Linked DNA regions of Homo sapiens: region 1 is linked to region 2. Evidence: read pairs that join two places in POLR2A ChIA-PET (ENCODE). Cell type or tissue: HepG2. All regions are shown on one strand. Links, peaks and the distances in the headings refer to the core of each region. The heading gives the core; the rest is flanking DNA. Region 1 overlaps ARHGAP12 (Rho GTPase activating protein 12). Region 2 overlaps LOC107984219 (a long non-coding RNA gene).

Region 1 (5,385 bases), core at 178-5,177, 140 kb after region 2:
CTGGGGAGTTATTAATATTTAAATCGTAGGTTTCTTTCTTGAATTTAAAATATCTTATTTCTAATTTTTGGAAAGTTTTCTATAAATTACCTTAAATACTAATAGCAATTTAATTTCTTATATAGCTTTTGACTAAAATTAAATTCTCATTCTGGCATTTGCTAAGGTATTTCTGTGACCTTGCCTAATCCTGGGTATTTATACTTACCATACCAAGAGCAAGTTAGTATCATGATTATAACTTATTTATCCAGAAGTGTTTAGGTTTTACTTATTTTAATATGGTTAATTCAAACTGATATAACATCATGATTTTAAGGCAGCTTGTATCATTTCTTTTGAGTAATTCCATATGCATTATTTAAATTTAACTGTAATTGCTATAAAAAGCACCATATTTTATAAACTTTTAATAACGTTTGTAGTTTTAAAATCATTACCTTATTAGCTTGGAGCTGAATATAGAACGAAAATAACGAGGAAAAAATTTGTTATTCTCTCTTACTAAGCTCTCCCACTGTGAGTAGAGGCAGAAATATAATTATATAAAATAGAGTAACTTTTTTCATTACTTATTTCTTGTAGGAATCTCCAACTGCCTCAAAACCCTGCTTTCCTGAAAATGAGTCTTCTCCCTCCTCACCAAAGCACCAAGATACAGTTAGTATGATAGAAGCATATCTTATAATGTAGTCCAGTTATTTCAATCAATTTTAGCAAGTTAATTTACTCTTAATGTAATGTTTAAATGAGCTTCTATTAAATTTCATTGGTTTTTCTAAAAAATCACAATCAAAATAAGTTTAACAATCAGATTTTATTGATTTAAAAGTCCCCCTTTTGTTTAAAATATGGTATCTTACATGATTAAATTATATACCATATTTTTAAGTGATGAACTTATATTTGTTTTTAAAAATAAATATAAAATTCCCAGACAATACTATGACATTATACTTTACTCTTTTTTTCCTCAGGCCAGCAGTCCAAAGGTAAGAAGCAATCCTCTCCTTCTTAATAGGCATAGACACCTTCATTTTCTATGCTGTAAAATATATTGCCAAGTCTGTGCCAGATGAATATTGGAAATAATATAGCTTAACTGTAAGTTCTCCTAAACTGGAAAACCTCCATGTGACTTCTGTTAAGATACCTGTCTTAACTCTGATGAAATTTTACTTAATTTCTGTATTTATACTCATTCCCAGTCTTTTCTGTTGCTGATCATGCTATTCCCCTTCAATGGCTTCTGGGTTTTTTTTCGTTACCGTTTTTTAAATAGAGACATGGTTGCGCTCTGTTGTCCAGGCTGGAGTGTAGTAGAACCATCATAGCTCACTGCAGCCTCAACCACCTGCCCCTCCCCCACCAGGCTTAGGTGATTCTCCCGTCTCAGCCTCCCTAGTAGCTGGGACCACAGGCATGCACCAGCACGCTCTGCTAAATTTTTTTTTTTTTTTTTTTTTGAGATGGAGCCTCACTCTGTTGCCCAGGCTGGAGTGCAATGGCATGATCTCGGCTAACTGCAGCCTCCACCTCCCAGGTTCAAGTGATTCTTCTGTCTCAGCCTGCCGAGTAGCTGGGATCACAGGCATGCGCCACAACACCTGGCTAATTTTTTGTATTTTTAGTAGAGACGGGGTTTCGCTATGTTGACCAGGCTGGTCTCAAACTCCTGCCCTCAAGTGATCCACCCACCCTGGCCCCCCAAAGTGCTGGGATTACAGGCATGAGCCACTGTGCCTGGCCCGCTTGGCTAATTTTTTAAAAATTTTTATGGAGATAAGGGGTCTTGCTTTGTTGCCCAGGCTGGTCTTGAACTTGTGGCCTCAAGTGATATGCCTGCCTTGGCCTCCCAAAGTGCTGGGATTACAGATGTGAGCTACCACACCCAGCCTGTTTTCTTGTAGAATGAAGCCCTAAAATTCTTAATGAGCATGACAAGGCTGTGCATGCTCTGGCTCCTGAGTGCCTCCACCACCTCATCTCATATTTCCTTTTCCCTTCTTGCTTGTTGTCCTACCACACCACCCTTCTCTCAGTTCCTCAAAGGAGCCTGCCTTTCAGATCAGGGTCCTTGTGTGTGTCATTTCTTCTGCATGCTGAAACATTCTCCCCGACATCTTTGCCTGGTTAGCTTCTATTCATTCATCAGGGCTTAGTTTGAACTTTTATTTCCTCAGAGAATTTTATTCTAATTCTCTAGGTTAGGCAAAGTTTTCCTATAATACTCTTCATAGTATTTGATTATATATTATTCGATTACATAAAATAACTTGTCATTATTTATTTCTTATAGGAACCTCCAACTCTCTATTAATGTCTGTCTTCCCCACCAGACAGAGTAAAGCTTCATTAGAGCAGGAACAGAGTTACCCCATTACCTCCCACAGTGCCATATAATAGCTGCTCAGTAAATATTTGTTGAATAAATAAATGAAACCTTAAAGCTTTTTAAAAGACAAAATTTTATTATGGCTTCTCTAGTTTATGAAATTATGATACACTGTTATTTATTAGGATACTTCAGATTTCCCAGAGGTAAAGATTTTCACAGATACTGTTTCATTTTTCTAACTCTTTCTCCATTCCCTAGTGCAATCTGGTCTTTTTGGCACTAATCAGGGGTTGTACACATTTCCTTCTGATGTTGGCTTAGGCAGTACCCCTGCCTAGAGTGGGCCTTGCTTTTTCTATACATAGTTAAATCCTATACCTCCATCAAGATGGACCCTTCCAGAAAGCTTTGTCAGACTAACGTAGCAGAATAATGTTCTCTTCTTTATCTGAACTCTCAAGTCACTAATTGCATTGAATAAGTGCAAGTTATTATATGTACTTCTAGTCTCCCTACCAGGTTTTAAATTCCTAAAAGAAGTTTAAATAGAGGACAGATAGAGACTACATGCATCTACTTATCTTTTGCATTATTTGCACAGTACTGGGTACATAAACATTACATAACGATAAAAGTGAACATTATTTTGGTGGTTTTGGCAAGAATTGCCATACGAATCTAAGGCACTGTTACTACAGTACTCTTAATCTGTCCATCTAGAAAAGTAGGAAACCCTTTAAAACTATTTTAAATGTAGGTAATGCACAGTTCCCACAAAGATCTTTTATACATTATTTTCATTTTGTTAAAAGAGAATTCCTAAGTAATCCTAGAAGCAAAGTTTTTAAATGTTGCACATGCAGTTACAAGGACTGTTTTCAAATTATTTCACCACCCATTTATCCATTTTCTGAAGTTTGACAGCAGCTAGACCATGCCGGACTCACAGTACCCTCTGATGGCCATCACAGGGAACTGCCTCGCCAATGTTTCTTCTGTTTCAATCTTTTTTTACCTTTAGGTGAAAAAAACAAACCGCCATGTTAATTCTACCAGAGGTGGTTCTGTTTTTCCATCACCAGATGGCATTCCTTTTTTCCTGAATGCTCCATCCATGCTGTTGTGCCCTCCCATGGAGGTTTCTGCCCTCTGTGACATCTCTTCACTCCCTCTGCCCTCTGGTTCCTCCTCTGCGCTTGCATGGCTTCTGGTATTCTTGCGTCTCTTTCTCACTCGTACCCAGTTACTACAGGGAGATATTTCCCTCTTTCTTTGCGAGTTAAAATCTGATTGGTATAAAGGCTTAGTGATAAGAAAGAAGGAAGCTGCAAATTTAGAAGTGGAAATGATACCATCATCATTTTCAGTTCTTAATGTCACCTTAAAAATCCCTGCAGATTGCTCATCTATCTCCTTTAATCACACCAGATTTAAAATTTCGTCCCTTAATATAAATTTTAAACATGTTAACTTTTTCTTTTCTAATTTTTAAATGATTGTTACTTTTTGTAGTCCCTTTAAATCTGCTTGAAATAGGCAGTATATACATTTTTTAAAAGTCAATAATATATTTGTCTACAATTTGACTATAATATGGATTAAATAGGTTTTTGTGGGCTGATCTAAGAAGCTATTCATTATATGTCCCAATGTACCTATGAGAATATGCATTTTAAAATTCCCAATTACTGAATACTGAGTAAAGTTTTAGAATATGCATTTCAGAAACTTGAGCTTTGATATTGTATGTCCACTTATGGTATTAATATGCATTAATCAATTTAGAGAAAAAGACATTTTAAAATTTAATGATTTGAAGTATTAATGGACAAGTTGCTTATTTTTTTCATTGAATATTACTATTCTAAGGCCTTTTTAAAAAACATGAATGTTTAATTCTTTTTATATCCATTGACTCTTTAAAAATTTTATTTTTATTCAGATAAAACTTATGTAACATAAAATTAACCAGTAACCATTTTAAAGGGTACAGTTCAGTGGCATTTAATATATTTACAACGTGTGTGGCTATCACCTCTGTTATAGGACTTTTCGTCACCCCAAAATAAAACCCATACCCATTAAAAGTCACTCCCCATTTCACCCTCCCCAGTCCCCTGCCCTTGATAACCACTAGCCTGCATTCTGTTTCTATGTATGGATTTACCCATTCTGGATGTTTCATTACAGTGGTGTTTTTTCAATGCTATAGGTACAATTGTGCAAGTTTACTTATTCTATATTTTTAAAATCTTATTATTACACAATTAACTGAAGATAAGGATTTTGATCAGGTGTATTGATTTTGGTATATCACACTTGTTAGCCTAAATTGAGAAGTACCTACTTTACTAAAAGAATGCAACATCAATTAGAAATTGTGGAGCCTGCAAAGTAATTATGAACTTGTGAAATTTTCCCCAGATTACCTAGTAGAATTTGAAGTTTATTGTTTTCTTGCCTATTAGGATAGAATAATATTGTTACTCAATTTAACCATAATTTGCTAGTCCTTATTAAAGCATTCCTGCTTATTTTTAATATAAAGTTTCTTTTAGAGTATCAAATACTTAGACCAACAAATATTCATGTATAAGTTTGTATATATTTTATGGGACTTAAGATATTTTTTATGAAGCTTTCTTAGTAAGCAACACAAAAACATTGGTTGATTTTGACACATATTATGTAGAGAAAGTATACTAAATAGTATGAAATAAAAATCTGTTTAAATTTTTTTCTTTTTTTTTTTTTTTCTTTTGAGACGGAGTCTCGCTCTGTCGCCCAGGCTGGAGTGCAGTGGCGCGATCTCGGCTCACTGCAACCTCCGCCTCCCACATTCAAGCAATTCTGTGTCTCAGCCTCCCAAGTAGTTGGGATTACAGGCATCTGCCACCATGCCCAGCTGATTTTTTTATTTTTAGTAGAGATGGGGTTTTACCATCTTAGCCAGACTAGTCTTGAACTCCTGACCTCGTGATCCACCTGTGTTGGCCTCCCAAAGTGCTGAGATTACAGGCGTGAGCCACCGTGCCCTGCCTTAAATG
Region 2 (5,385 bases), core at 301-5,300:
CATACATTCCTATGGATTTAGGTAAACATAGATTAATAGAATAAAAATGGGAATTTGAGCTTTAGGTAAGTCCATTCATCTGCCTAGTGTAGATTTCCACACTGATATCCCAGACACTCCAATCTTAACATGTCCAAAAATCAAAGGCATCATCTTTATATAAGCTAAGGACTTCTTCATTTTATGTGACAAAAAACCCTTATTTCATGGGCTCTAAGGAGAAGCCAAATAGCACAGGGATAGAGCTAGATTCAGAAACAACTCGAACCAAGACCTGGAAATTGCAATGATTTATTTCTCTTTTTTTTTTTTTTTTTTTTTTTTTTGAGACAGAGTTGCTCTGTCATCCAGACTGGAGTGCAGTGGCATGATCTTGGCTCACTGCAACCTCCACCTCCTGGGTTCAAGGAATTCTCATGCCTCAGCCTCCTGAGTAGCTGGGACTACAGGAGGGCGCCCCCACACCTGGCTAATTTTTGTATTTTTAGTAGAAAAGGGGTTTTGCCGTGTTGGCCAGGCTGGTCTCAAACTCCTGACCACAAGCGACCCGCCCACCTCGAACTCCCAAGGTGCTGGGATTACCAGTGTGCACTGCCACGCCGGGCCCATTTCTCCAAATTATACATCAACTTTCCTCTGAATGTCTGTTTCTTTCTCCCTTTGTTGCAGATTGATGATTTCTGCTGCTCGGCCTATGTGGTGGAAAACACAAAGATCTCCATGTTTCTGCTTTAGTCACCCAGAGTGAGACTAGTTTGATTCTGGGTCCTAAAACTCACTGGCCCAGCCATGTTCAAGGTGTCCAGCCATGGATCAATCAACTTTGGCCTCAGATACAGTGTATGCAACTTGAAGTTGCTTCATAGCTCACTGATGCTTTGCCTTCAACCTTTTTTCACTGTTTCATTTTAGATAGTTTTTATTGCTACATATTCAACTATACTACTCATTTCTTCTGCATTGTCTAAACTCCTGTCAATCTCAATCCCATCCAGTGTATTTTTCTCTCCCTTTTTTTTTTTTTTTTAGAGACAAGGTCTCACTCTGTGGTCCAGGCTAGGGTGCAGTGGTACTTTCATAGCTTACTGCAGCCTCAAACTTCTGAGCTCAAGCAATCCTCCTGCTTCAGGCGTCTGACTAGCTGGGACTACAGGTGGGTGACACCACACCTGGCTAGTTCCTCGTATTTTTTGTGAAAACGGCATCTCACTATGTTGCCCAGGTTGGCCTTGAACTCCTGGCCTCAAGTGATTCTCCAGCCTTGGCCTCCCAATTTGCTGGGATTACAGTTATGATGCCTGGTCCCAGCATATTTTTCACTGTAGATATTGCATTTTTCATATCTAGATGTTCAATTTGCTCAGTCTTTTCTGTAGACTTTAAACATGGAATATAGTTATAATAACTGTTTTTAATGACTTTGTCTATTAATTCTTTGACTAATGTGCATGCATTTCTGGGTTGTTTCTATACATTGATTTTTCTCATTATTGATTGTATTTTCTTTGTTTGCAGCCTAGAAATTTTTTATTGGATGCTAGACACTGTGAATTTCACATCCTTAAGTGTTAGTCTTCTATTCCTGTAAACATTTTCTTGAGCTTTATTCTGGGAAGCAGTTAAATTGTTTGGAAACAGTTTAATCTTTTTGAAGCTTCTCCTAAGCTTTGCTAGGCAAGATGAAAGCAGCCTTTATTCTAGACCACAGAGGAAATGCTCTTTAGAGTACTCTACCTGATACCCTGTGAATTACAAGGTTTTTCATTCAAGGATTATTCCCTCTGCTCTGATCTCATGGTTCTTTCTTGAGTCTTGAGTAGTTTCTGCACGCTCATGCGTGGATTAGTACTCAGCTGAAAACCTGAGGGCCCCGATCTCTGGAGCTCTCTCTCTGTGCCGCAGTCTCCCCTCTGGAACTCTGCCCTGTGAACTCAAGATGCCATGGCCTGCCTGGGCCCCCAGGCTCCACCCACGTTTCCCCTCTCTAAATGCTCTCTCCATGCAATGAGCTCAGGTAATCACAGGCCTCACCTCATTTGTTTTCCCTCTCTCAGGAATCATTGTTCTCTGCTGCCTGGTGTGCAGTGTCTGAAATCTGTTGTTTTACGTATTTTGTTTGTTTTTTCTGTCCTTTCACATGGGAGGCTGAATCCAGTCCCTGTCACTCCACCTTGGCCAGAAGTGGAAGTCCAATTGTCTTCAGGAACTATTTGCAGTTATTTAAACTCTGGGCTCTTGCATGTCTCTGCACTTTTATGTCAGTTTGACGTTTTTCCCTTCCACCCTGTCTGCCTGGCAAGACTCAGTTCAAGCATTATCTCCTCCCAAACCTGCCCAGCACTCATCCCACGTCAGCATCCCCTCTCCATGCTCCCTGACATCATATCCACAGTGTGGAGCTTGGTTCCCCTCACTGAACTCTAAGGCCTGTGTGCAAAGATCATGGCTTATTTATCATTTTTAAAATTGAAAAATAATGATATACATTTTTATGGGATACATAGTGACGTTTCATACATATAACGTATGGCAACCAGTAAGGGTAATTAGCATATCCATCATCTGAAACATTTAGCATTTCTTCAGTGGTTTTGTTTTGTTTTTTTCAGACAGAGTCTTGCTCTGTCACCCAGGCTGGACTGCAGTGATGTGATCATGACTCACTGCAGCCTTGACCTCCTGGGCTCAAGCCATCTCCCACCTTAGCCCCCAGAGTAGCTGGGACTACAGGCATATGCCACCATGCTGGCTAATGTGTGTGAGTGTGTGTGTGTGTGTGTGTGTGTGTGTGTGTATGTGTGTGTGTGTGGAGACAGGGTCTCCCTATATTGCCTAGGCTGGTCTCAAACTCCTGGGCTCAAGCCATCCTCCCTCGCTGGCCTCCCAAAGTGGGATTACAGGTGTGAGCCAACGTGCCTAGCCTATCTTTGTTTTCAGACAGAGTTTTGCCCTTGTCACCCAGGCTTCAGTGCAGTGGCACGATCCAGCTCACTGCAACCTCTGCCTCCCAGGTTCAAGCGATTCTCCTGCCTCAGCCTCCCGAGTAGCTGGGATTACAGGTGCCTGCCACCACATCCAGCTAATTTTTTGTATTTTGAGTAGAGACAGGGTTTCACCATGTTGGCCTTGCTGGTCTCGAACTCCTGACCTCAGGTGATCCACCTGCCTCGGCCTCCCAAAGTGCTGGGATTACAGGTGTGAGCCACCACGCCTGGTCCCTATCATTTTTTTATACTGGGAACATTTGACATCCTCCTTTTAGCTTTTGAGGTTTATTCATCTTTGATTTCTGAACCTAGCACAGCAACTGAAACAGTAGCTACCCATCATATCCTTGTTGAAATGAATTGTTTCTTATATTTCAGTGGACTATTTAAAGTGAAACATTGGGTTGGGCACTGTAGCTCACACCTGTAATCCCAGTGCTTTGGGAGGCCAAAGCAGGAGAATCACTTGAGCCCAGGAGTTTGAGGCTGCAGTGAGCTATGATTGTGCCACTGCACTCCAGCCTGGGCAACAGAGTGAAACCCAGTCTGAAACAAAACAAAACAAAATCAAGTGAAACACTGTATATAATTACCCCGAAACAGAGAATAATCTTCACTGTTTATTCCAGAGTATTTTATAAACTGTTACCTGCAAAAATGGGCTGGAACTTAAACACTTATGTATTCTCAAGTTCTGATATTGCATTTCTTTGAATCAAGTATGTCATTTAGCAAAATTTTCTGAGGCGATTCTCAACAAAGTGGTTGTGTTAGAAGTATGTATGTTTGTAGCCTTCCCTTTAGAAGGGTTCTGGATTTTGGGGGCATATTTCTATGTAGTTTGGTTTGGTTACTTATGAGAAGCATGAAATCTTTTCAAATATTTACAACTCATGCTGTGCAGAATGCAACTGCAAAGTGCCAAGCAAACAACCTCATGTAGTGAAACCCTTCCTTGACTCAATAGCCAGGTATGGTGGCACACGTCTGTAATCCCAGCTACTCAGGAGGCTGAGGCACAAGAATCACTTGAACCCAGGAGGTGGAGGTTGCAGTGGTTTGAGATTGCACCAGTGCACTCCAGCCTGGGTGACAGAGTGAGACTCTGTCTCACGAAAAAAAAAAAAACATACAAAGTCACACTGTAATCTCTAGCACGGCATTATATCACATGTAGGTTTAATAAACTGTTCAGGGGAAACAGATGCCAAACTTTGAGGCTGGGCATGGTGGCTCACACCTGTAATCCCAGCAATTTGGGAGTCCAAGGCAGGAGGATTTCTTGAAGCCAGGAGTTCCAGACCAGCCTGGGCAACATAGTGAAGACCCCGTCTCTAAAACAAAATACAAAAATTAGCCAGCATGGAAGTACATGCCTGTAGTCCCTGCTGCTCAGGAGTCTAAGGCGGGAGGATTGCTTAAGCCCAGTAGTTTGAGGCTGCGGTGAGCTATGATTACACCACCGAACTCTAGCCGGGTGACAAAGCAAGACCTCTGTGGAGTCCTAATTAGGGAAAAGGAATCAAGCTGGCAGGACCAGGGGAAAGCAAAAAGAAGCAGCAGATAAGCTATCAGTCTGCCTTTCTTCATGGTCCAGGACACGTAGCCCTCCTGTGCAAATAACTCACAATCTCCCTGCACCCAACTATCAGAAACCTGCAAGTTAGCTCACCGCAACCTTGGTGTTATCACTACTGCACAGAGCCTTCCTCAGCATACAGCATACGCACTATTCTATACTATCCCCAGCATGCCTTTGTCTCTTGGAAGTCATCGGCTCCTTTGGGCTGGCCTGCCTGTTGCTCTCTTGCCGTGTATTTTCATACTTTCTTTAATAAATTTGCCTTTCTTTACCTACAACTGTCTTGGTAAATAAATTTTTCGTAACACCCACACCACCAGCTCAGATAGTTGCTGCTCACCGGTGACAACCCCGCTTCAAAAAATAAAATAAAATCAACTTTTACATGAAATTTGCTAGGAATGAGACCTGTGAGACTCCATCATGGGTCCTTTGTGGACTATACATGCTCTTATGCTAACATGTTTCCCCTCTCACCACATCACTGGGACACTCTGTGTCTCGCCTCAGCCTCCCAAAGTGCTGGGATTACAGGTGTGAGCCACCACACCCAGCCTAAAAGTTTGACATCTGTTTTTCCTGAGCAGGTTATTAAACCTACGTGTGATATGATGTGGTGCTACAGATTTCAGTGGGACTTCATGGCTTTTTTTTTTTCTGTACTTAAACCTACTTGAGGCCTCAATGCTTTCTTTTTTTTAACCTGTATAAAAAACTGACATAAATAGGTAAATAGGGCATGTTAATTATAGAAAAAACATTGTGTGTGTGTGTGTGTGCACACATGAGTAAATGAGTAAATATCACTTGCAATTA

The links. Peaks named below come from ENCODE experiments on the same cell type or tissue, not always from the same donor. Only the 100,000 strongest peaks of a DNase experiment are listed, where the experiment ranks them.
Region 1: POLR2A ChIA-PET joins it to region 2 with 6 read pairs; 4 of 35 experiments call an interaction of 5 or more read pairs at or near these places.

Annotation. Positions count from the first base shown.
Region 1 is chr10:31,834,912-31,840,296 of GRCh38, reverse strand. It overlaps ARHGAP12 (Rho GTPase activating protein 12), which reads left to right. Exons shown (of 20, transcript NM_018287.7): 8 at 586-660; 9 at 978-992. Among named protein-coding and RNA genes, the nearest start is that of ARHGAP12, 91 kb to the left of the region's middle. In HepG2, for the core only: a CTCF peak has its summit at 3,293 (motif pointing left); a DNase peak (open chromatin) is centred at 3,286.
Region 2 is chr10:31,971,918-31,977,302 of GRCh38, reverse strand. All of the region lies in intron 2 of LOC107984219 (a long non-coding RNA gene), which reads right to left. Among named protein-coding and RNA genes, the nearest start is that of ARHGAP12, 46 kb to the right of the region's middle. In HepG2, for the core only: no CTCF peak of the experiment used is centred there; a DNase peak (open chromatin) is centred at 2,692.